3 separate regions of the Mus musculus genome follow, and all the other regions are linked to region 2. Evidence: chromatin loops called from intact Hi-C (ENCODE). Cell type or tissue: left cerebral cortex. All regions are shown on one strand.

Region 1 (8,000 bases), 81 kb before region 2:
ATATGTATCTTGACAAGAGCCACTTGTTAAATAAATTTGAGACTGACACATATGAATTGAACACATATGTCCTATCAGAGGTTATCACAGCTACATTTAGATTTACTGATAATTTCTTATTTAGATATTATTGTCTGCCGTACCAGAAGCAATTGGTCTCTTTGAGTCGGCTGCCCCTCTACCCTTGTACTCAACACTGAATCAACTCCGTTGCTTTTAATTATCCTTAATCATGATATACTTAGGATATTTAATGTGTCCCAGAGGTCCGATGTGTTACTCGTTTGGCCCCCAGAAGGGCTGCTCCTGGAAGAGGGTAGGGTCTTTGTATAGGAGGCTGCCCAAAAGGATACAACTCCCTCCAGAGCCCTAGAGACTGAATATTGGTCTGACAAGAAGGGGCCTGGGAGAAATGGAGGAGTCCCAGTAGCCACCCAGTCTACCGGAGAGTTTATCTATTGAAGTGCCATGCAGTTGAACAGTTGGCACAACTCGTTAGAATTCTGGTGAGAGGAAACCTAAGGTCAACTTTCCTGCAGCTGGTTTGTGGAAAGAGTGTACAACCGAGCCAGGGCTTGCAGGGGAGACGTGAATCCAAGAGGAAAAATAGTGGACACGATTGTGTGCTGCTTGAATTTTCAACAGTAGTGACTATAGGATCTCAGCCTCTGCCTTGTGAATATTACTGGCTAAATCATTGCGACGTCATTTAATTCTGAGGCCTAAAGGGACTCCTGGGAACTGTGAAGACAATCAGTGTGATTTCCCACCCCACTGCGTCTTTCCAGCCTCTCTGGGCAGTTTCACTCAGCAGCCTAAGTGCACCTCTGTCCACGGTACTGTGAGGCATGTCAGATAGATATGCGAAAATCTAAGGCACCCTGTGTAGTGTCACTTTCTGCAGGGATAGTTAGGGAAGGTGAACAGGAGGAAGGAAGATTTTCAAGAAATCTGTCAGTGGTGTTCAGACAGAAGTAATACGGTTTCCTCCTTCTTTATGCATTTACTGCCTGAAATGTTTTCTCTGCTTCTGTCTTCAGAGGGCTTTGTATTATTTCCTGAGTTGAAAAACAGACGTGGCTGAAGCTGCGTCTCAAGGAAGAGGAGTTTGGTAATTCATCGGTTTACAATGAGACTCACAAAACACAGTTCCATTAGGACGAGGCTTGGCAGGCCATGACCATCTCACCGTTGGGAGTCGCCAGGATTCCCCGTGGCAGCAGTTCCTTGCTGTCCACTCACACCCTTGTGACTGGCTGGGAGGCAGCTGTTCTGCCAAGCCTGGCCGGGTGGCGGTCTTGCCCGCGTTGCTTAGCGACGTCTGCGTAAGATTGGTGCGCATTTCCAGATGTTCAGCATCTGCGCTAACAGCGCCCACCTTCCTCGGCGTGAGGCACCCTAGGTGTCCCCAGGTGAAGTACCCTGAGCTGGCCGTCCCCACTCTGCACTTGGGGATCTGCCTCGAGCCATAAACCCTCCAAGGCTGCGCACTCCCCGGGAGGGCGGGTTTGGGTGAGGCCCGGGATTTGGGGCGCGCGGAGCCCGGAGTGGGAGCCCCAGTGACGCACCAGTGACGTCGGCGGCGGCGGGCGGGATTTCCCGGCCCCTCCCGGCGCGGGAGGAGACCTGCTGCGAAGGAGTGGGTGCGGCCAGCGTGGCGCAGCAGGCGAGGGTTGGGGGGTCACCGTCTTGCACCCAGTGGGCCCACTGCGCAGACCCGAGGTCCCGCTTGCGGGTGGCTTTGCTGTGGCTTGTGCTCCGTGCCGCGCCCCCTTTTCTCCCCAGACGCGCAGGGTCTTCTGTGGTCCGGGACCCCGCGGGTGGCGACGCGGGGCGCGCTTTCACTGAGCCCGGGGCGAGCGATGCCGCTTGGCCTGGCCAACCCCGTCGAGCGCCGCGCCGGGGACCCAGCCCGCGTCTGAGCAGCGCCGGCTGCGCGCCGGCTGCGGTAAGTGGCGCCCGAGGCCCCCGGGAGGGCGCGGCGCCTCGTCGGGGAACCTCGGTCCGGGCCCCGACAGCTCCGAGAGACCCTGGGCGAAATCTAAAAGTCTCAGAACTGAAGAGATATTCTAGCTCCTGGGTCTTCCCTGGAGGTGCCTCAGCACGCTTCACAAAGACCTGTGGTTCGTTGTGGTGGCGGCCGCTTGGTGCACGGCCGCGGGGCGCCTCCAGCCTAAGCCTCCCTAATGTCCACAGGTAGCCCGAGTCTCGGGGGACACAGCCGAATCCCCCGGGGTCGAGGAGGGCCGAGGCCCTCATGGGACTCTTCTTCATCAGTGGGGCGTAGAGGTCCCTTATGGCTGGCCATGATCATAAAGGACGCCCCCTCGTCCCACCCCCCACCATGCAGAAGATCACAGGAGATGGATGGCATGGCCACTGATAATTTTGTTTGGAGCAGTGTTTTGGCAGGGGTTCGCAGACGCTCTCTGCTTTCCCGACGCCAGGACAACTGCCTGGGGTAGAGAGGGAAGAGCACGGTGACCTGGGCGAGTTTGTGCCCTCCCTCTCGATGGCGACTGTCCCCGAAGCAGGTGCTGAAACGCGCTGCTGAGCTCACGGGGCATAGCTTTGGGAGAGCGAGCTTTGCTTTAATTTTTAGTCTCCTGGGAAATAATGAGGCAAGATGCCAGTTATGGCTGCAAAAGGCTCCTTCATTTAGACTAGTCTGCTTCTTGTCGTGTATTTTGAGCTAAGATGTGAGCGAGGGTACTTGCAAATGTGAAAGTTTGATCCAGTGATAGATAAATCCCGTCCTCGCTTCCCAGGCCTCCGGGGTCTGTAAAAGGCTGGCAGCAGACAGGCCGGCGTTTCAGCCAGAGCAAGTCTGCGAGACCGTGCTAGGGTTCCGGTGAAAAAGCGTCACTCCTGCCGTCTGCTCCAAAGCGAGGTGTGATGGCCCCCAAGGCTGCAGCTAGGCTCTTGGGCTGCGTGCAGGCTGCCTGGTTCTTCATTACTGGGGCACCACCGCCCTTTTCCTCTTGTTGGCTTGCAAGGAGGAAGGCAGCCACCTCCTCCTCTGGTCCTGTTAACCTGGTATTGGCCACTTGGGGGTGGGATGGGGAAGACCTGGTGCTTTCAGTCCTGAGAAACAAGACACAAGGTGCTTGTAAACTGTACTTGGGGTTTCTGGATTTCTCCGGCCTGCTGAGAGGTGGCGATGAAAATGCAGAACCTGCTGGGGTGCGTTGCTAGCCAAGGGACTCTCGGGCTCAGAGCTATGGAACCTGCAACCGTTAGGCCCCAGTCCTTTCCCCTCCTAATAAAACCCATGGAGGAAGCAATGGAGGGAATTTTGGGGCAGGGAACTGCACAGGGAAGGAAGGGCCATCCTGACTAGTTTATGCCTGTCTGACTAGCTGCCATCCCCCCTTTTCATGGTAGTCTGTGAGAAAGTACCCATAGGGGAGATTTCCCTTGTTCATTCCCTAGAATCTGAAGAATGGCCATCCCCAAAGCTCCCAAATCTCCATCGCTCTTCATAATTGTGGATTTTTAGATGGCACAGGGCCCTTGCCTCTGGCCTGTCTCAGGGTCCCTGGACACCTGGGACGGAGAGTGGCTGTGTTTGCTTCCACCCAGGGCACAGTCACACTCAGCACCTGCCAGGGATGCAGCCCAGCAGTACTGCCAGATCCCACTGCCACCTTCCTGACTTTGTCTCACTTTGTCTGCTCGACAGGGGGTGGGGGGATGGGGGGTGTCTTGGCAGGGTGTATTGGGAGTGCCTTTGGGGGAAATTTGAAGCAATGTCTGATATTTTTTTTCTGTGTAGTCCTGGCTGTCCTCGAATTCAGAAATCCGCCTGCCTCTGCCTCCCAAGTGCTGGGACTGAAGGTGTTTGCCATCACTGCCCGGCCTAATGTCGGATTTAAAAAAAAAAAATCTACATTCTGCTATCCAATCTGATAATTTCCTTTTTTTTTTCTCCTTTGCAACATCTTTATTGCCTTTAGACAAATTCAAGCTCTGAGACTTTAAGTCTTCAGGTCACAGTTATTCATTCATTTTTCTTAGACCAAACACCAAAACATCTTAAATTCTCCAAAAACATCAACACTGGATATCACATAGATTTCCACTGAAAGTCAGAGAAACCACATAAGTGTCAAAGTAGGACCATGCTACTGGAAGGCTTTAAGTGGCTACCTAAAAACTAAGAATAAGCCAAGGCCTTTCAAGAAACCAGAGGGGAAGACACAAATGGAGTGTCCACACAGGGAACAAAACAGAGGCGAGAAAAGCTCCTGAAAGATTCATGTGGAAAGATGGGGACATGCACAAAGAGATTGGTGCACTGAGCTACGGAGCCATTGTGGCAGCAGCTGCTGCAGTTGCTGGCAGATGGGACTGTGTGTTGCTTACTGTAGGTGGGCCTTGCTGCCCTCGAGGGGTGAGGACACATAAGTAGTAGTGGAGACACAGTAAATCATGTGCCCTTGAGGTCTCGGGGTGTCTACAGGCAGATCCACAAAGGCTGGGCCTATCGGAGGTAGGCAGGGCAGAGCCCAGGTGAGCAGGCCCAGGGCTGAATCGCAGGTCTTACTGGGCACATGATGGGAATAGCCTCAGTTGATCCTCATGTGACACTTGCTGGGTTGGGGTTTTGCAAAGCATCATAGTTGGAAAGTGTTGTGGCAGTGCCCTCGGTGGATGGTGGGGACTTCAGTGAAAGTATGCAGAGATGACAAGTGACATGACCGAGCCACATGGAGGGGAAGAGTGAGTAACTGAGGCTGGATGTGGCTCCTCCCAAAGTTTAGGAGATGTCCTTCTTTCTCCTCAGAGTTCCCTCTGAGAGGTTGGGTCAGCTGTCCCTCTTGGGATGTGTACTGAGGTTGTGAAGAGGTCCCTAGAGATAGGAGAAACACTCTCATTGTCCTTTGAGGTCTAAGGGACTGCTTCTCAGCACACGCGCATACAGTGCCCTTGAGCTGTTAGCTGCCCCTCACCACGCTTTTGTGTCCTTCTCCTTCCCATTGGTTCCTCCTGGTGTTGTGTCTGAGACTCAACCTGGAGGCCTTTTCTTCAACCCCTCCAAGTTGTCCAAACAGGAGACTCAGGCTTACAAAACAGGAAAGGAAGGATGATGGATCCACAGAGAAAGCACAACTGGGTTGACAGTGGTCCCACTGTCACCAGAAGCTCTTGGGCAGGTGAGGACCAAATTCACGGAGGGGTTGATTATGCCCCGTGTGGGGCCAGGCTCCGGGAGGCAGAGCACATGTGAGCGTATGTGAGCACTGGCATGGCCAGCCCCTGTTTGTAGCACAGCATGGATCACTCTGCAGGGGGCCACATGCCCCCATTGTGACTATTACACCACTAAAAGAGAAGTGTGCATTTCTGCTAACCCACTACTGGTAAGGGTTTGCGGCAGTCCAGGATTCTCAAACTCCAGGCATCTGGAGCTAACACATCCTTTTCTTATCTGTGTGGACAGTTGGACTTGCCCATTGTTTGTGTCTAGTATAGGGTCTTTCCAGCCAGATTGAGAAACCATTTTCACTGTCTTAGATCACCTGCAGGTCATATGCTGGGTGGAAACTTACAGCGGTCTTTTCTGCAGCCCATATCCCGTGGTGTGCTAAGGGGAAGTGAGTTGATCATGTTCAGTCCTAGTCAGCTATCTTGGGGAAATCCGTTCCTCCCTGTACACAGCTAGCTTGTCTTTTAGCCCCATGATGTACATACCTATGGGTACTTACCCAGTGCTCCACCTGTTATAGTCTGTCTAGAAGAGGCAACCTGCAGCCAAGCAAATACAGCCAAGTCCAGTAGGCATGCTTGGTGGAATTTGAGGGCAAGAGTGTGCTGTAGTAGACTGATAGGCTCTCTGACCCTCCAGGGCAAGGATGGAGGTGCACTGTGTCTGAGAAGAGCAATGGAGAGTTGTGAGTGGAGAATTCGATGCCTTTAGTGACCTCAAGAGAAACAAAGGAATGATAGAGTCCTCTGAACTCTCTCTGGGCAGGGGAAGGTGTAGATTTATGAACAGGACTCCCTCAGTATCACATACTTCTTCTTCATGCCCCTACCACGTCCTCCTCTGTGGCAGTTCAGCATGTCACGCCTTGCCTCTCTTCCTGCCTTTGTCTTCTCTGTCTCTTTTAGGACCTTTCTGTACACACTCAATGTACAGCCCAGTAAGCATGCCCAGCCTCTATCCTGGCATTCCAGATTCCTAGGGTTCAACTTTCTCCTACCATCATGGGTACACATGTAGTTGCTGTGTGGTGTCTTAAGTCTGGCTCCCCCTCCCTCAATCTGTACAGCTCAGTTGGGTTTTCTTACTGTACTTTATCCAAGCCAGGGATGATACAGCAGAAAAGAAGATGTAGGCAGTAGAGGGAAGCACAGGGCTCCTGCCTAATGGATGTACACTTGGTGGGGGGGGCAGTGTATTGTTCTCACATAATTGGGTGAAGATTTCTCAAAGGAAAGAATTCAGCAGATAAAAACAGATAGTTTAAGCAGAAGTGTATCTTATCAAAGAAAAAAATAATAATAATAGCACACTCCAAAGAAAGAGTGAAGCAGGCTAACCCAGGTGGGTGGAACAGCCCACTGGATCCTGTATTGTAGAGTGGTGGTCCTGTAGGGTATTTCTTCCCATAATCTTCTTGAAAAGCCCACAAAGGGAGTCAAGGCTGTGTGGTTGATTTGGCTAATCTGGCTGGCAAGGTGTGTATGTATCCTTCCTCCCTCATGGCTCCACGCTCATCCCTCCTCAAGTTCTGTGCTTAGTTGGTTGGAGAAGACAGCCTTCCCAGGTATAGGTAGATGACCTTCCACCATAGAGGAGAACTATGTTTAGGTCAAAGGCAGCCACAATCCGTGATAGAACCTCCTAATGAGCTCTCAAAGGGTGTCAAAAACCACTCTGCAAATGATATTATAATAAAGCCAAGGTCTCCTGAGAGTACAGACCCTTTGCTCGTATTCATGTGAGAATTGGGAAAGTGCCCTGTTGTCCTAGTTTCTGATACAGAGGGAAGAATCTAGCTTCAGCCTCCAGGATGCTAGAGGGAAGCACATCTCCTCTTCAGGTTAAACTCAACTGAAGAAGTATGTGATACTGAGGGCCACCATAGATGGGTGTTCTAAACATTTGGAGACACAGCTAGCTACTAAGGTTCAGCTGCCCTGTCCTGGGTTCCCTCACAGCTAACTCCCTGTCTGCCTAGTCTTGACATCACCAATAAGAAGCAAGAAACTCAAAAGTCAGGCTGGAAAGATGGCTCAGCAGTTAAGAGCACTGGCTGCTCTTCCGGAGGACTCAGGTTCAATTCCCAACACACAACATGGTGGCTCTCAACAGTTCCAGGAGACCCAACAGTCACACCAGCGGGTAAAACTCCAGATGCACATAAAATAAAAATAAAAATAAATCATTTTTAAAAACTCAAGTCATTTCAACAATAAATGAGCTTCTTGAGACATCATAGGTGCAAGAAAAATGGGACAAGGAATGGGTTGCCAGAAAGGGCAGAGCAGGCTGGAGGAGGAGCCATGCTACACATAGGACATAGCTTCTCTTACTCTGAAACAAACCCTCTGTACTGGGGATCTGCAGAAGCTCCGCTGTGCTGGTTTTCTGTCTCTATGACAGAAACCTGGCATGAACAAGAGGATTTACTTGGCTCTAGGTTCCAGAGGGTTCAGTCCAAGGTGGCTCCATTGCCACAGGCCTGTGGTGAGGCACAACAGCAAGAAGGTGGGGGGCAAGCCACTTACCCCAGAGAGGAAAACCAGGAAGGGACTGAGAGTAATGTGTGCCCTTCAAAGGCGTGTCCTCTGTGATCCACTGCCTGCAACGAGACCCTACCTCCCACAATAGTGTGTCACGAAGACCTCCGCACATTAGCCTGTGGGAACTTTATATTCAGATGTGAATCCTAGTCCAGACTAGGATGTAGGGTCCAGTGATTCTAGACAGCCAGATACCAGGTACCAAGAGAAACCCAGGGTCATGGCAGGAAGCATGGTGAACATCTTGG
Region 2 (8,000 bases):
CTGTGTTCTCTTACCAATGTAGAGCAATTCCAAGTAGAGCGTCCTGAACGTGGTTTGAAGTTGATGTTTGTTTTGAGAAACATTCTTGCTATCTTCTTTAAAACACAGGTTTACCGCCTAAGATATTTAAATCTAACTGTACTTGGGAACACCAAACAACATTCTTCTGGTTATTAGCACAGAGAGTAACACACACTCATGCGCATTGTACTGTTTTCTGTAGCATCTGTGTTAAAGGACGAGTCTTTCAGCTATCACAAGTTAGACGAGTTCCTGTGAAATGTCACTGAAAATGCAGGAAAGTAAAGACATACAGTGTTCCCATTAAGAAAATAAAGCAATTCCAAAGTAGAGTTTGCTGAGTGAGTTTTGAAGAGGACCTCTATTGTGAGACACTTCCTCATTGTTTCCTTAAAAACATGCGCTTACCACCTCCCATCTTTAAAGCTAAGTCGGAACACTAAGACACAGGCGTGCTCATTGGACTGTCTTTTGTGTAGCATCTATGTTAAAGTACTATCCTTTCAGCTGTAATTAATGTATTGTGTTCTGTGAAATGTTCTGTGAAAATACTGGAAAGTAAAATGTTCTGGGCTCCCATTCCCTAAAGAAAGCAATTCCAAAGCAGGGTGTATTGAATGTGTTTTGAAAACGAAATGTTGTCGTTTTCTTCTTAAAAATACATGTTCACTTGCCTAAGATGTTTAAAGTTAAGGGTATATAGGAACACTAAATGAAAAACCCTTCTGATTATTACCCCAGAGAATAACACTCAGCCATGAACATTGTAAGCTGTGGCATCTAATATAAAGAACTTTTCTTTCAGGTATATCAAATTGTACTGTTTTCTCTGAAAATACAGACAGGAAAGTAAAACTTACTAGTTCCTGTTCCGTACAGAAAGCAACTACAAAGCAGAGTGTACTGATGGTTTGAAGATGACGTCTATTGTGAGAAACAGTCTTGTTGTCTTCTTAAACACACACGTTTACTGTTTACTGCCTACCATGTTTAGAGGGATCACTACGCAATGCTCTTCTGGATATTTGCGTAGAGAGTAACACCCAAGCATTCACAGGGTACCGGCCATGGCTATGGTTAGGTCTAGGGATGGGGTAATGATAGAGAATAAGGGGAGGGTTAGGGTCCCACGTTAGGATTATGGTTAGGGTTAGGGTTAGAGCTAGGGCTAGGCCTACCTAGGGCTTGGGCTAGGGCTAGTGTTAGGGATTGGTTTAGGTTTCGGTTATTGTTAGAGTTCAGATTAGGGTTATGGTTAGGGTTAGGTTTTAGGTTAGGGCTAGGGCTAAGGATAGGGTTAGGGTTAGGCTTTGGGCTAGTTCCAGTGCCAGCACCAGGGCCAGGCCCAGGGCCAGGGTTAGGGTTAGGGTTTGGGGTAGTGCTATGGCTAGGCCTAGGTCTATTGCTAGGGTTAGGGTAACTGTTAGGGTTAGTTTTAGTGTTAGGTGATTTAGGGTTAGGGCTAGGGCTAGGACTAGAACCAGGACTAGGGCAATAGATCAGCCTATGTTTAGGGTTTTGGGTTAGGGCTAGGGCGAGGGTTAGGGTTAGGGTTTGTGCTAGGGCTAGGACTTGGACTAGGGATAGAGATAGGTCTAGGGCTATGGATAAGGCTAGGGTTAGTTTCAGGGGTTACAGTTATAAATAGTGCTAGGGTTAGAGTTATGACTTGGGTTAAGAACAGGGAAAGGTATAGGATAGAGTTAGGGTTAGGGTTAGGTTTTAGGATAGGACTAAGGGTAGGTATAGGTTTGGTTTAGGGTTAGGACTAGGGCTATGGCTAAAATTGGGACTAGGACTAGGACTAGGGTTAGGGTTAGGATTTGGGTTAGGGCTTGGGCTATATACCCTTCTTAAAAACATACATTTAACGCCTATTTTAAGCTCACTATATCTGGGAACACTGAAGAAAACATGCTTCTGGTAATTATCACATAGAGTAACACACAGGCATGCACATTTTTTTGTCATGACATTTGATTGAGTTTATTGAGTTAATACACACAGCTAAACAATGAACTAGCCAACCAGAATGCTTGGTGTAACCAAATTCATTTTCAACTATAATCAGTATAAATATTCAGCATAATTTTACAATGTTCTAGCTCAGTGTGCTTTTTTGCTTATGGAACATCATCCTGTAGCATAATATATATTGTCTTTAGAAATATTGTAAACGGTTTAAGAAACATATTAATGTCTGACATTATATAAATGGTTGGTAGAAAAAGAGAATTAATCTAATATTGTGTTTGCTTAAGAATTCACCAGATTATCTCCAAGTCAAACTGATAAGCCCAAGTTTAAAAAAAATGACATTTAAGAGGAAATGACTATAGTAGGAAAGACAAGAAGGTTTTTCTTTAATTGTTAAAAGTTTCTATCTAAAGGGTGTATCTGGATGGTCATTCCTTCAGGATCTGTTCCAAACTTTGTCTCTGTAACTTCATCCATGGGCATTTTGTTCCCCATTCTAAGAAGGAACGAAGTATCCACGCTTTGGTCTTCCTTCTTGAGTTTCATGTGTTTTGCAAATTGTATCTTGGGTGTTCTACGTTTCTGGGCTAATATCCCCTTATCAGTGAGTGCATACCATGTGTTCTCTTTTGTGACTGGGGTTACCTCACTCAGGATGACACCCTGTTTCCTTATTTCTCTAAACAAGGAAGGTTATTGTTTTCTGTTAGTTTTTAATTTCTTTTCCTGTTACGTCTGCCTTTCTTTCTCTTTGCGTCTCTCTTTGACTCTTTCTGTGTTTGTTTCTCTCTGTCCCCACCCCCCCCCTCTCTCTCTCTCTCTGTGTGTGTGTGTGTGTGTGTGTGTGTGTTTCCATGGCCACACTAGGACCCACCCCAGATTTGTGTATCAGAGATCTTTACTTATTTATTCCTTGTGCTTGGGCTTGTGTAAGCAATAAGCCACCTCACTTCCTGAAAAAGAAAACAAAACAAAATCAACCAACAGACAGACCAAACAAGTTTGTCTGCCTATCAGGGCTACTCAGAGTAAAATTACATCTTGAATAAACAAAAAAGTCTGCCTGATTTTCTTTCTCTCTCTCTCTCTCTCTCTCTCTCTCTCTCTCTCTCTCTCTCTTTCTCTTTCCCCTTCCTTCCTTCCTTCCTTCCTTCTTTCCTTCCTTCTTTCCTTCCTCCCTCCCTCCCTCTCTCCCTCCTTCTCTCTCTCTCTCTCTCTTTCTTTCTTATTTTCTTTTTTCTTCAGTGTTTCTTAGTGAGTGATATTTATGTTGATATAAATTTTTACCTGTTTTGACTGGCTAACTAAGTGTGCTTGGCATACAGAAGAAATTCCAGGATGACTGATTATATTTATCTTTTATTATGCATTTTAATTTAAAAAATAACAAAAAAATGTTTGATTCCTCTGACACTTAAAAGAATTAGACAAAAAGCAAGGAAAAAAGCATGTGGCTGAAGCTGCTGGTGGCTTTTCTGTGCCTCCTCACCATTCTGCACTGGGTTTGATTAAGTTCTGATCTCCTAGAGGCTGGGAAAGAAAGGGAGAAACAGAAGTGACCTGGAACAGTAGGTCACATGATGGCTGGCCACCTCCATCTTGGTGAGGTCAGTCAGGAGACAAGATGGCTGCCATCCACATGTTAGTGCCATCTTAGTGAGGTCAATGTGCAACCAAGTGACAGAACAAAGAAGTAGAAACAGACTTGCAGGTGTAATACCTTCCAGGGGTACAAGAGAGAAATGGGAAGCTGGGCGTGGAAGTGCATACCTTTCATCTAACAGTCCCTACAGGGCAGAGAGAGAGACAGGCTGCACTCCAGGACTCAGAGAAAATTTTCTCTGTCTGGAGTCTGCCCCATCCCCCCACCTCCACCCTACCACTGCCCTTCCCAAATGATTCATTGTACTCTTTCAGACTTATGTCTGAGGAACCCTACCCCCAACCCTGCTTATGTGAAGGAAAACAACACACAGTTATGTTGTAGAAATGTTTACTCCCAAATGGGGCTCCTTACCCCACCTTGATTATTCTGTTTTTGAAAAAAAAAAAAAACGCAGTTTTTTATTAGTTTATTAGTTTTATTGGCTTTAAACAACACTAGAAGAGCCGGGCAGATATCTACCCTCTATATGATTAGAATTTACTTTTTTTTTTTTTAAGCTGACCAAAGACCTTTATTCTAGTCTTCTGTGTTCATTAAACCACCTATGCAGAACATTCCTTTCATCTCTGCCCCAAAAAACATCAGCTACATCCAGGCTTGAATTGGAAGACAGACTGAATTCATGGAAGACTTTGTGGAGAATGTTATCCAAGAGATCTCTGCATCTTCCATCTTGGCTTGGGTAAAACAATAAGAAGGTTGTGTACAAGCTCGGACTCTCTCCAAAGCTGAGGCGTACAGAGGGGAAAGACCTCCATTCTCAGGAGCCATGTGGTGGGTCCTCCTAGGTTCTGGTGCCCTCTTCTGGCATGCAGGCATATAGGCAACAGAGCAGATAGAACACACGTATACATTGGAAAACAAACAAACAAACAAACAAACAGATTAGAAGAAAAAAAAGATTCTAGCTTTTGTCCAGCTGTGTGGGTGGCAGAGGCAGGCAGAGCAGACCTCTGTGAGTTTGAGGTTACCCAAGCCTACAGAGCAAGTTGCAAGGCTGCTGGGGCCACACCAAGAGAAACTCTATCTTGAGGCAAAATAAAACAAAGTAGAAAAGGTTCTGGCTTTTATTCTACAGACATATGTTTCTTCTAGTCCTATTGACTATAGAATTTTGATCATGAAGGCATGTTGGATTTCATGACAAAGTTTGTGTGTGTGTCTCTGTGTGTGTGTGTGTGTGTGTGTGTGTGTGTGTGTGTGTGTGTGTGTGTGTGTCTGTGTCTTATATTTCAGCTGTGAGTGCTGTTACTTGCTGTCTAGTGGGCTTGTGTTTGATTTCTTTAAATTTTTTTTATAATTCTTGACCTGTGTAATGAAGATAATTAAATCATCTTTGTCCTTCCTTTCTTTCTTCCTTCTTTCCTTCCTTCCTTCCTTCCTTCCTTCCTTCCTTCCTTCCTTCCTTCCTTCCTTCCTTCCTTCCTTTGTGTGATGGTGTGTTTTCATTTTAATTTACTGGAGGGTGTTTGTCTCCCTCTATCTGTCTTTCTCTTTCTGTCACTCTGTCTCTCATTTTGTGTATGTCTGTCCTCTGTCTTTCTGTCCTCTCTGTCTCTGTCCCTGTCCCCCTCTCTGTGTGTGTTTGTCTCTCCAGCCCTGAAGTTCAGAAAGGTGGAATGTTAACACAGCAATATCTCTTTTTCCTAAGATTCATATCCCTCTCTCTCTCTCTCTCTCTCTCTCTCTCTCTCTCTCTCTCTCTCTCTCTCTCTCTGTGTGTGTGTGTGTGTGTGTGTGTGTGTGTGTGTGTGTGTGTTATATTTCAGCTGTGAGTGCTGTTACTTGCTGTCTAGTGGGCTTGTGTTTGATTTCTTTAATTTTTTTCTAATTAATTCTTTTTTTAAAAAGATTTATTTAGGGCTGGTGAGATGGCTCAGTGGGTAAGAGCACCCGACGGCTCTTCCGAAGGTCTGAAGTTCAAATCCCAGCAACCACATGGTGGCTCACAACCACCCGTAATGAGATCTGATGTCCTCTTCAGGTGCGTCTGAAGACAGCTACAGTGTACTTACATATAATTAATAAAAAAAACAAAACAAAACAAAACAAAACCTATTAAAAAAGATTTATTTATTATATGTACAACAGTCTAGCTGCATGTATGCCTTCAGGCCAGAGGATTATTATAGATATTATTACTTACCTCAATATAGATAGTTATGAGCCACCATGTGGTTGCTGGGAATGAACTCAGAACCTATGGAAGAACAGCCAGTGCTCTTAACCTTTGAGCCCTCAATCCAGCTCTCCAATTCTAGACTTGTGTGCTGAAAACAATTATTTTTGTCTCTGTCTCTCTCTGTCTCTCTGTCTCTCTCTCTCTCTCCAGCCCTAAAGTTCAGAAAGATGGAATGCTAGCCAGTAAGTATTTCTTTTTCCTAAAATTCATGTCCTTCCAACCCCTTTGTGTGTGTATGTGTGTGTGTGTGTGTGTGTTAGTCTAGGATATACAGATCTAAGAAAGCATACTTCCCAGAGATACTTAGAAATAAACAAGCAACCCTAACCACCACCACTACCACCACCACCAACAACAACAACAAAAAATGTTGTGGAAACTGTTTCATGTCCTGCTTTCCCGATACATGAGGGTGTAGCTGCTTGTAAATTAATACTTGTGTGTGTGTGTGTGTGTGTGTGTGTGTGTGTGTGTGTGTGTGTTTCTATGGCCAAGCTAGGACCCACGCCAGGTTTGTGTTTCAGAGATCTTTACTGATTTATTTCTTGTGCCTGGGCTTGCATAGGCACTAGGCCACCATACCTCCTGAAAAACAAAACAAAATCAACCAACAAACCAGCCAAAACATTTAAAATGATCAATTCATCTGGCATTTAAAAGTAATGGAGAAAAAGCAAGAGAAAAACATGTGGGTGTGGCTGCTGGTGGCTTTTCCATGCCTTCTCACCATTCTGCACTGGGTTTAATTAAGTTCTCTTCTTCTAGAGGCTGGGAAAGAAAGGGAGAAACAGAAGTGACCTAGAACAGTAGGTCACATGATGGCTGGCCACCTCCATTTTGGTGAGGTCAGTCAGCAGACAAGATGGCTGCCATCCACATGTCGCCTTCCATCTTTGTTAGGTCCATGAGCAATGGAGTGTCAGAACAAGGAATTAGAAAGAGAAAGACGTATACACCTTCCAGGGAAACACACACACACAACTTGAACTTGAACTAAACATACAATAAAGTAACAGAAAAAGAAATTAAAATCAGAGACCAAAAGAAAACAAAACAAAACAAAAAAAACTTTCTGGGGTTAAAGAAATAATGAAACCACTTGTGGCCATATATGCCTTTAATGCCATCACTCAGGAAGGAAACAGAGGCAGATGAATGCTGTGAATTGGAGGCAGGTCTGATCTAAATAGTGATTTCCAGGGCTATGTAGAGAGTCCCCTGCCCCAACTAAATAAATGAATAGGAAAAAGTAATTACAATTATTAACTTGGAATTAAACTAACAAACAAACAAGGGAAGGAGGTGCTGGGTGGCTGGTTTATGGGAGATGGGAGACTGTGGTCTAGAGTGTCCCAAGCTCTGGGCTCCATACTCTCTCTGAACTGCATTCTCTTTAGCAATCTTCACAATTTGGCTACATTTAACCACATTTTTATTTTTAATAAAAAAGTTCTATTTTAATCACCTCCAAAGGAAACCCCTTTCCAACTATGCCCAACCCCACCCTGCAAAGATATTGATTTCGTGATCAGTCTTCCCCCACCCCATCTCTTTTTCTGTTTTGTTTTTTTCTGCCCCCATCCTGAGAGCTGACCTAGCATGCTCTCAGACCCAGGAGTGTACTTGCCTGCCTTGCTAAACTCTGTATTTCATAGTAAACTCAGTAACTCTAGAAGGCAGGGGCTGAATTCTTTGTTTAACTCTGTACCCCGTTTTTAATATGGTTATTTGGTTCTCTGGAGTCTAACTTCTTGAGTTCTTTGTATATATTGGATATTAGCCTTCTATAGGATGTAGGATTGGTAAAGATTTTTCCCCAATCTGTTGGTTGTTGTTTTGTCCTATTGACAGTGTCCTTTGACTTACAGAAGCTTTTCAATTTTATGAGGTCCCATTTGTTGACCCTTGATCTTAGAGCATAAGCCATTGGTGTTCTGTTCAGGAAAATTTCCCGTATGCCCATATCTTCGAGGCTCTTCCCCACTTTCTTTTTCTATTTGTTTCAGTGTACCTGGTTTTATGTGGGGGTCCTTGATCCGCTTAGACTTGAGCTTTGTACAAGGAGATAAGAATGTGTCAATCTGCATTCTTCTACATGCTAACTGCCAGTTGAGCCAGCACCATTTCTTGAAAATGCTGTCTTTTTTCCCACTG
Region 3 (8,000 bases), 92 kb before region 2:
GGGATTGCTTCCAGCTTCTCTCCATTTACTTTGATGTTGGCTACTGGTTTGCTGTAGATTGCTTTTATCATGTTTAGGTATGGGCCTTGAATTCCTGATCTTTCCAAAACTTTTATCATGAATGGGTGTTGGATCTTGTCAAATGCTTTTTCTGCATCTAACGAGATGATCATGTGGTTTTTGTCTTTGAGTTTGTTTATATAATGGATTACATTGATGGATTTTCGTATATTAAACCATCCCTGCATCCCTGGAATAAAACCTACTTGGTCAGGATGGATGATTGCTTTAATGTGTTCTTGGATTCGGTTAGCGAGAATTTTATTGAGGATTTTTGCATCGATATTCATAAGAGAAATTGGTCTGAAGTTCTCTATCTTTGTTGGATCTTTCTGTGGTTTAGGTATCAGAGTAATAGTGGCTTCATAAAATGAGTTGGATAGAGTACCTTCTACTTCTATTTTGTGAAATAGTTTGTCATTCTTTAGGTTTGGGAAGTTTTCTTCTATTATTTTGTTGAAGATATTAGCTGGCCCTTTAAGTTGAAAATCTTCATTCTCATCAATTCCTATTATCCGTAGGTTTGGTCTTCTCATTGTGTCCTGGATTACCTGGATGTTTTGAGTTAGGATCCTTTTGCATTTTGTATTTTCTTTGACTGTTGTGTCGATGTTCTCTATGGAATCTTCTGCACCTGAGATTCTCTCTTCCATTTCTTGTATTCTGTTGCTGATGCTTGCATCTATGGTTCCAGATCTCTTTCCTAGGGTTTCTATCTCCAGCGTTGCCTCGCTTTGGGTTTTCTTTATTGTGTCTACTTCCCCTTTTAGTTCTAGTATGGTTTTGTTCATTTCCATCACCTGTTTGGATGTGTTTTCCTGTTTTTCTTTAATGATTTCTACCTGTTTGGCTGTGTTTTCCTGCTTTTCTTTAAGGGCCTGTAACTCTTTAGCAGTGCTCTCCTGTAATTCTTTAAGTGACTTATGAAAGTCCTTCTTGATGTCCTCTATCATCATCATGAAAAATGTTTTTAAATCTGGGTCTAGATTTTCGGTTGTGTTGGGGTGCCCAGGACTAGGTGGGGTGGGAGTGCTGCGTTCTGATGATGGTGAGTGGTCTTGATTTCTGTTAGTAGGATTCTTACGTTTGCCTTTCGCCATCTGGTAATCTCTGAAGCTAGCTGTTTTAGTTGTCACTGTTAAGAGCTTGTTCTTCAGGTGACTCTGTTAGCCTCTATGAGCAGACCTGGAGGGTAGCACTCTCCTTAGTTTCAGTGGGCAGAGTATTCTCTGCAGGCAAGCTCTCTTCTTGCAAGGCAGGTACCCAAATATCTGGTATTCAAACCAGACTCCTGGCAGAAGTTGTGTTCCACTCACTAGAGGTCTTAGGATCACGTGTGGAATCCTGTGTGGGCCCTTGCGGGTGTCAGGCGACTCAGCTGGCAAGGTAGCCCGGGGCTCGAGTGGAGTGGAAGGGGTTTGTGCCCCAGATCAATCCCGGGTAGCCTGCTTCCCTATGTACCGCAGTCTCAAGTTCCGCGCGATTGGATTGGGGCAGGCGCTGTGTTCCACTCACCAGAGGTCTTAGGGTCCCGTGGGGAGTCCCGTGTGGGCCCTTGCGGGTGTTGGGCAAGACTCTGCTGGCAAGGTAGCCCGGGGGTCGAGTCTCGAGTCGAGCGGAAGGGACTTGTGCCCCAGATCAGGCCCGGGTAGCCTGCTTCCCTATGTACCGCAGTCTCAAGTTCCGCGCGATTGGATTGGGGCAGACGCTGTGTTCCACTCACCAGAGGTCTTAGGGTCCCGTGGGGAGTCCCGTGTGGGCCCTTGCGGGTGTTGGGCAAGACTCTGCTGGCAAGGTAGCCCGGGGGTCGAGTCTCGAGTCGAGCGGAAGGGACTTGTGCCCCAGATCAGGCCCGGGTAGCCTGCTTCCCTATGTACCGCAGTCTCAAGTTCCCAGCTCAACTTTTCTATGTTCAATGAATTGTGTAGGTGTTTTCTTCAGCAATAAAGCCTTACTATCAAGAGTGCCTCTTTTGTTGTTCACTGCTGTGGTACGCCAGGCTGACTGGCCTACAAACTTCAAGGGGTTCTATCTCTACCTTCTATCTTACCATGGGAACACAGTAGTGTTAAAAGCAATTGTATCTAGCTTTACATAGTCTTAGTTTCATTACCTGTTACTAACATGAAACACCAGAGTAAAGCAACCTAAAGCAGAAAGGCTTATTTGGCTCAATTCCAGTTAAGTCTGTTGTTGGAGAGAAGTCAAGGCAGCAGAAACGTGAACAGTAGCGGTGAGCAGCAGAGCTAACACACACAAAGCTGGTGTTCAACTGGCCTTCTCCGATCCCATCTCAGGGACTGGGGTCTGCGCACAATTAAGTGTCTTCCCATAGTAATAGAACTTACTAATCAATTCTCACAGACGTTCTCAGAGGTTAAACTTAATCTAGAGGGTTCCTCTCAGGTGTACCAGGCTGGGTGTCAAGTTGACAGTGTGAACTGTAGCACAGATCTGGGGATCTGGACTCATCTTCTCATGCTTGTATTTCAAGCACTTTACCCACTGAGCCATCTCCCAAGCCCCTCACTCTCTAGGCTTTGAAAAGAAAAACTTTGTTTAATTCAGCTTTAGTAAATAAAAATCCTATGCTAGATATTCCGAGGAATGGGGATTTTTAAAAATTGTTTTTTAAATACATACCATTTTTATTTCATCTATTTCTGCCTCTCTTAAAAGTCGCATAAGTCACCTTTTTTTTTTTTTATAAAGTAGGGTCTCTATATGCAGCCCAAACTGACCAGACACGCATGATCCTCCTGCCTCCTGAGTGCTTGAATTGCAGCTGTATGCCACCATACTCGGCTTAAGCCAATTCTGTCCTGAGGATGGGGGACTGCTCGCACGTCTTGTGTGTGTGGAGGCCAGGGGTTGGCTTGGAATATTTTTATTACTCTCGTCTTATTTTCTGAGAGAGGACCTGTAAGTTTTCCCCACTGGAGCTCACCATTTCACCCAGACCCATTCGCCAGCAGTCCCCAAGACTCTGCCTGGGTTTGCCCCAGCACTGGGTGCCATGCATGAACCACCACACATGGCTTTTATGTAGTTGCTGGGATCTGGACTCCGGGCCTTACTCTTGCACAACAAGCGTTTGACTCACTGAGCCATCTCCCCGGCTCCCTCAAGTAGCTTCCTCCTGAGGCTTCCACAGAATGTTTTTCTGTCTTTTAAAGAATCATATTCTCAGTATTTTCAAACACAATTAAGATTGCCAGTTCATACACAGAAATGTAATCATACGGAGATTCCTGATTCATGTCCCTCCCTCCTAATTCACTTCATCAGTGATCACTGTGCACAGAGGACCAAATCCGTAAGCCTGCACCACTCCCTATGTGGTCATTCGGAGTCATTGTAACCAGGGGTTCCTCTGAGCTGTGTCAATGAGCAAGCAAGGGCGGTCCTTACAGATGCCCCAGGGACTTATGGTGATCTGTGGTATGATTTGATGTTTCAGCTGGCGGGGGCAGTGACCTGAGACTCTGGACCGTGAATGGGGACCTCGTTGGACATGTCCACTGCAGAGAGATCATTTGTTCTGTAGCTTTCTCCAACCAGCCTGAGGGAGTCTCCATCAACGTCATTGCTGGGGGATTAGAAAATGGCATTGTAAGGTAAGGGAGGACTTGACTCTTCCTCCCGGTCCTGGCTCACTGCAGTTTGAGAAATGAATTTTAATGTCTACACATATTAAAATATAGTATTTAGAGATTTAGAGTCACTTTGGATGTAGGTCTTTTTTCCTGTTGTATTTTTACAGTAAAGCTAGTGCAGCTTGGAAGTATTTACTATAAAATAGTAACCATATGAAAGTAGGCAGACTTCCCTTTCCCACCTACAATGCCTGCAGACTTCCCAAAGGCAATGCTGCTCTTTGCAGTAGGTTATCCTGGCAACTCAGCAAACTGTGTGTGTGTGTGTGTGTGTGTGTGTGTGTGTGTGTGTGTGTGTGTGTGTGGTTTTAATTTGCATAATTGAATAATGGCTTCTCTTCCTTCCAGGCTATGGAGCACATGGGACTTGAAGCCTGTGAGAGAGATTACATTTCCCAAATCAAATAAGCCCATCATAAGGTAAGATCTACCTCTACCTTTTATTCTTCATTAAAAAAATGTGTAGTTCTATTTTTTTCTGACATTAAAGCTTATAGACCCAAAGAATGCAGGTGTGAAGGCTTCATGAAAAGCTACCCTCTAACCATGCAACAAATGACCTGTTACCAGCAACAAGCCAGCACAGTCTTGTGTGGAACTAAGTGTCTGGTATCTAATGTCTAGTGGAAAGACAGCTGGCTCAGTGCCAGGAAGCCTCAGGGACCATAGAAACTGTTGTTTCCACTTCCACCTCTGCAGTGACAGTCATGTGACTGGCTGCCACAGGGATGTGCTTGACAGAACAAACAGCAGTCACCCTTAACTCAGCTTACAGACTTGCCTTTAAAACCCAACTAGTAGTTATAATATTCAAACTAAATTAAAATAAATTTATTTTGATTGTACTGAAATTAAAATTTAATGAATCTAAGTTATCTATTAATTACATTATACATTGCTTTACCTTTTTCCTCCAAAGAAGCAAAATATATCTTTAAAATAAACGCCACTTAAGGCCTGGGTGTGGTGGCACACGCCTTTAATCCAGCAGCTGGGATGCAGAGGCAGGTGGATCTGTGTTCTAGGCCAGCCTGGTCTACAGAGCAAGTTTCTGGAAATACATAGAATGACTCTGTCCAAATGAATAAAAACACAGATGTCATTTGATTTTTAAAGGCAAAATGTAATACTGTGATCTCTTTGTGATGTTTCTCCCACCCAGGGACCTGAGCTCTGGGGCCCCAGTTTTATTCTAGTTAAACTGAGCCTGAGCCTTGTTTGGGGGTGGGGGGTGACTGTGTTAGCATCAGGCAGCACAGACAGTCTGCTGGCCGTCTTTTCGTTTATGATTCTCTGGAGTGGAAATACCTTAGTTGCAGCATCACAGTCTATGCGTTAAGAACTGATATGTACCAATGGGTTTGCTTTTTCACAGCCTGACATTCTCCTGTGATGGCCACCATTTGTACACTGCCAACAGTGAGGGGACAGTGATCGCATGGTGCCGGAAGGACCAGCAGCGTGTGAAGCTGCCCATGTTCTACTCTTTCCTCAGCAGCTACGCAGCTGGATGAAGAGAAGGAGTGTCCCCACAGGACATAAGCACCGCTCTGCGAGCCTGGCTCCACCAACTGCAGAAGCAGATGACTGAGCAGATATCCAGGAAAGACAACACACGTGCCTCTGTGCGCGCTTCCCCAGCCTCCGTGGGCCTGAGAGTAAAGCCCTGCCCTCATTCCATAATGGCGTGGAAGGCTGGGTCTGCACACACTAGCCAATTAAAGTCAGAATCTTGATGCTTTTTCCCAAAAGGTTAGGCTGAATCAAAGATCAGGGTCTCTGTTCTCCTCCGTTTTCAAAAAGAAAGAGCAGAACTTAAATTGGCTAATTATTTATCTAAAATACTAAACATTATATTTTAAAAGCATGTCCCCTATACTCAGCACACCCAATAAAAGGAAACAGAAAATAGGACTTTTCAGGATTCAGAAAGCAAGTTCTTAGTAGGAGCCTCTGCACCCAATATATCCGGAACCTCTGAACAGAACGTGAGCTCTGCTGCTGCGTCACTCTCGGCCGGCTTTGCTGTTGTCCTCTCTGCCCAAAGGAGAGCCAGGGGCACGAGCTTCAGGGACTGTTGCTTCCTTCACATCCTAGCTCCTCATAGGCTTCTACTTAAAGTCCATAACACTAGGTATCAGCGCCCTTGGCTCAGTGACTTTCAAATATAATGGTAAGTCTTTTAGCACCTGCCGTAACAGTCCGTCTGACAGGGCTCTGAACTGTCTGCACTGGGAAGCTCCACACAGCACCTACAGTGTAAGCAGTGTGATGGAGGCACAGCAGCTAGGAAAGTGTGAAGGAAGGAAAGCGAGTGTGCAGACAGAGGCAGAGTAAGTTACGTGTTCCTACTAAGCTACGCTCTGAGACTCCTGGGGCAGGCACTGTGGCATGTGACAGCAGCCCCGCTCTGGAACTCTGGGACTACTGGGCTCTTACTCAAGGTGCTGCTTTGATGGCTTTGAAAACTATTGTGTAGGCTCAGAACTATATCACCGTGGGGGAGAAGCATGTGTTGCTGCCTATAATTGACTTGTGCATTTGTTATGGAAATCTAATTCATATTATGTTTACAGAACTACTTTTGTAACTTCCAGACTTTGTAAAACATTCTGCTTATATCCACGAGATGCAATTCCAGAGTCTCTGCTGTGGAGACAGGCACAGGGAGAGCATTAGGTCCCATTGACACGGGCCACCTGTCACTCCTAAAGTCCACTTCAGAACAGAGACAACATTACTCCTACTCACGTTGAAGTGACTGATTTGTTTTTAAAAATTCAGCTATTGTCTAGCTTTCATTTTTTTTTTTACTGAGAACCTCAAGTTAGTCTCCTATTAGAATAGGAATGCTATGCAGTCTTGGCTTTTTTAAGGGCCAAGTTTCATCATTTATCTAAAGAGGAAAATATGCAAAATATCTGGTCTTGTTAAGCGTGCAATATTCTATTTTTATGTAAAAATTTAAAAATTCCATGGGGGGGATTATTTATTGAGCATGAGACCTAATATGTATATGTTGGAAACGCTCTGTAACATGCATGTTATAGCACACATTCCTGGAAGTCATCACATGCTGTTACCTTTTACACACTGCCACTTCAGTTTGGAAATAAACTTGCTAAAAATAGACTTAAACCTGTATAAATGACTTGTGAATGATGACGAGATCTCAGTCCATGGCTGTTGCAGAACAAGGTGTATCTGGAAGTCCTGTTACTAATCACTGGTTGTGCTAGGACCAATGTTCTTCTCAAGGAATGGAACAACAACAAGCCATAGTTCACTGCTGGTACAAGTCAGGACTCAAGATGAGACTGTATGGCTGCAGCCATGCAGATAAGCACAGATACCATGTGGCTAGAGAGAAGGAAACAATAGCCAATGGATTAGATTAAGAGCACCATGAATAGTAATAGCTCATGAGACAGGGCCTATGACAGTCTGCACCTACAGTTGGGCTTTATCACAGCTTAGTCAGGACAGCAGATGTGGGAAGAAACACAGAATTCAGCAGAGATCAGAGTCAGTAGTGCTCTGTGTAAGAATCCACAGTCCATTGAGTCTTCCCAGAAGCCAAGAAGCAGATGCCCTTACTAAAGTACAGGCCATCTGCCCTCGGGCACCCCAAGACTGCTGGATTCATTAGTGTGGCCACAGGAATTCAGTGTAGGCTGGAGAATAGCTGAATCACTAATAGGCCAAAGCCTGTCAGCAAGGGCTCCAAATCAGGTGTCACCTGTGTGGAAGCTGCCACAGGGTCTCCCTCCCCCTCCCACCTTCTTTTCCTCCCTCCCTCCCCTCCACATATACACACCCTGCAAGGACAGTCCAAGAAACCTTAGAGTTACTGAACACAAATCTCAGTGGTAGGAATAGAATACTTCCCCGTTAGATTTTGGCCAATGAGACCCATAACCCTCTAAACATTAGAGCCACTATTGTTGCCTGCCCAACAAAACTGAGTGGTAAGGTGCCACTGCCAGAGACATGACATCCTTTGCAGAATGTAGAAAATCCAAGCTGGAACTAGGCTTGAAGCATTCTCTCTGCTGACTAGTTCTCATGGTGCCAGAAGGTGCTATGCAGTTGCTGGGGGAAAATTGTCACCAATGCTCCTGGTTGATGGTGGATCCTACATGCTACACCATCAACATGCCAGCCAGCTTGTGCCCACTGGTGCCTTAAGAACATGACTGACAGACTCAACCAACTACCTTCTCATTGGATTTGAGGCCAGCTTCCCAGGAGGGAACTCTGGGCAGATACCTGTGATGGAGAAAC

Evidence for each region. Peaks named below come from ENCODE experiments on the same cell type or tissue, not always from the same donor. Only the 100,000 strongest peaks of a DNase experiment are listed, where the experiment ranks them.
Region 1: it touches region 2 in a loop (2.3-fold over the local background); 3 of 42 quality-filtered maps call a loop at or near these places.
Region 3: a loop joins it to region 2, with 2.6 times the contacts of the local background. A loop is called at or near these places in 3 of 42 quality-filtered maps.

The regions. Positions count from the first base shown.
Region 1 is chr13:13,782,696-13,790,695 of GRCm38, forward strand. It overlaps Gng4 (guanine nucleotide binding protein (G protein), gamma 4), which reads left to right and starts at 1,612. Exons shown (of 4, transcript NM_010317.3): 1 at 1,612-1,948. In left cerebral cortex, a CTCF peak has its summit at 3,067 (motif pointing right); DNase peaks (open chromatin) are centred at 1,343, 1,524 and 2,725; H3K4me3 peaks cover 2,031 bases; H3K27ac peaks cover 963 bases.
Region 2 is chr13:13,863,670-13,871,669 of GRCm38, forward strand. No RefSeq gene overlaps it. Among named protein-coding and RNA genes, the nearest start is that of Gng4, 83 kb to the left of the region's middle. In left cerebral cortex, a CTCF peak has its summit at 4,468 (motif pointing left); a DNase peak (open chromatin) is centred at 4,449.
Region 3 is chr13:13,771,950-13,779,949 of GRCm38, forward strand. Lyst (lysosomal trafficking regulator) reads left to right here. Exons shown (of 53, transcript NM_010748.2): 51 at 3,521-3,677; 52 at 4,065-4,136; 53 at 5,092-5,491. The coding sequence ends at 5,230. Among named protein-coding and RNA genes, the nearest start is that of Gng4, 8.4 kb to the right of the region's middle. In left cerebral cortex, no CTCF peak of the experiment used is centred here; a DNase peak (open chromatin) is centred at 4,382.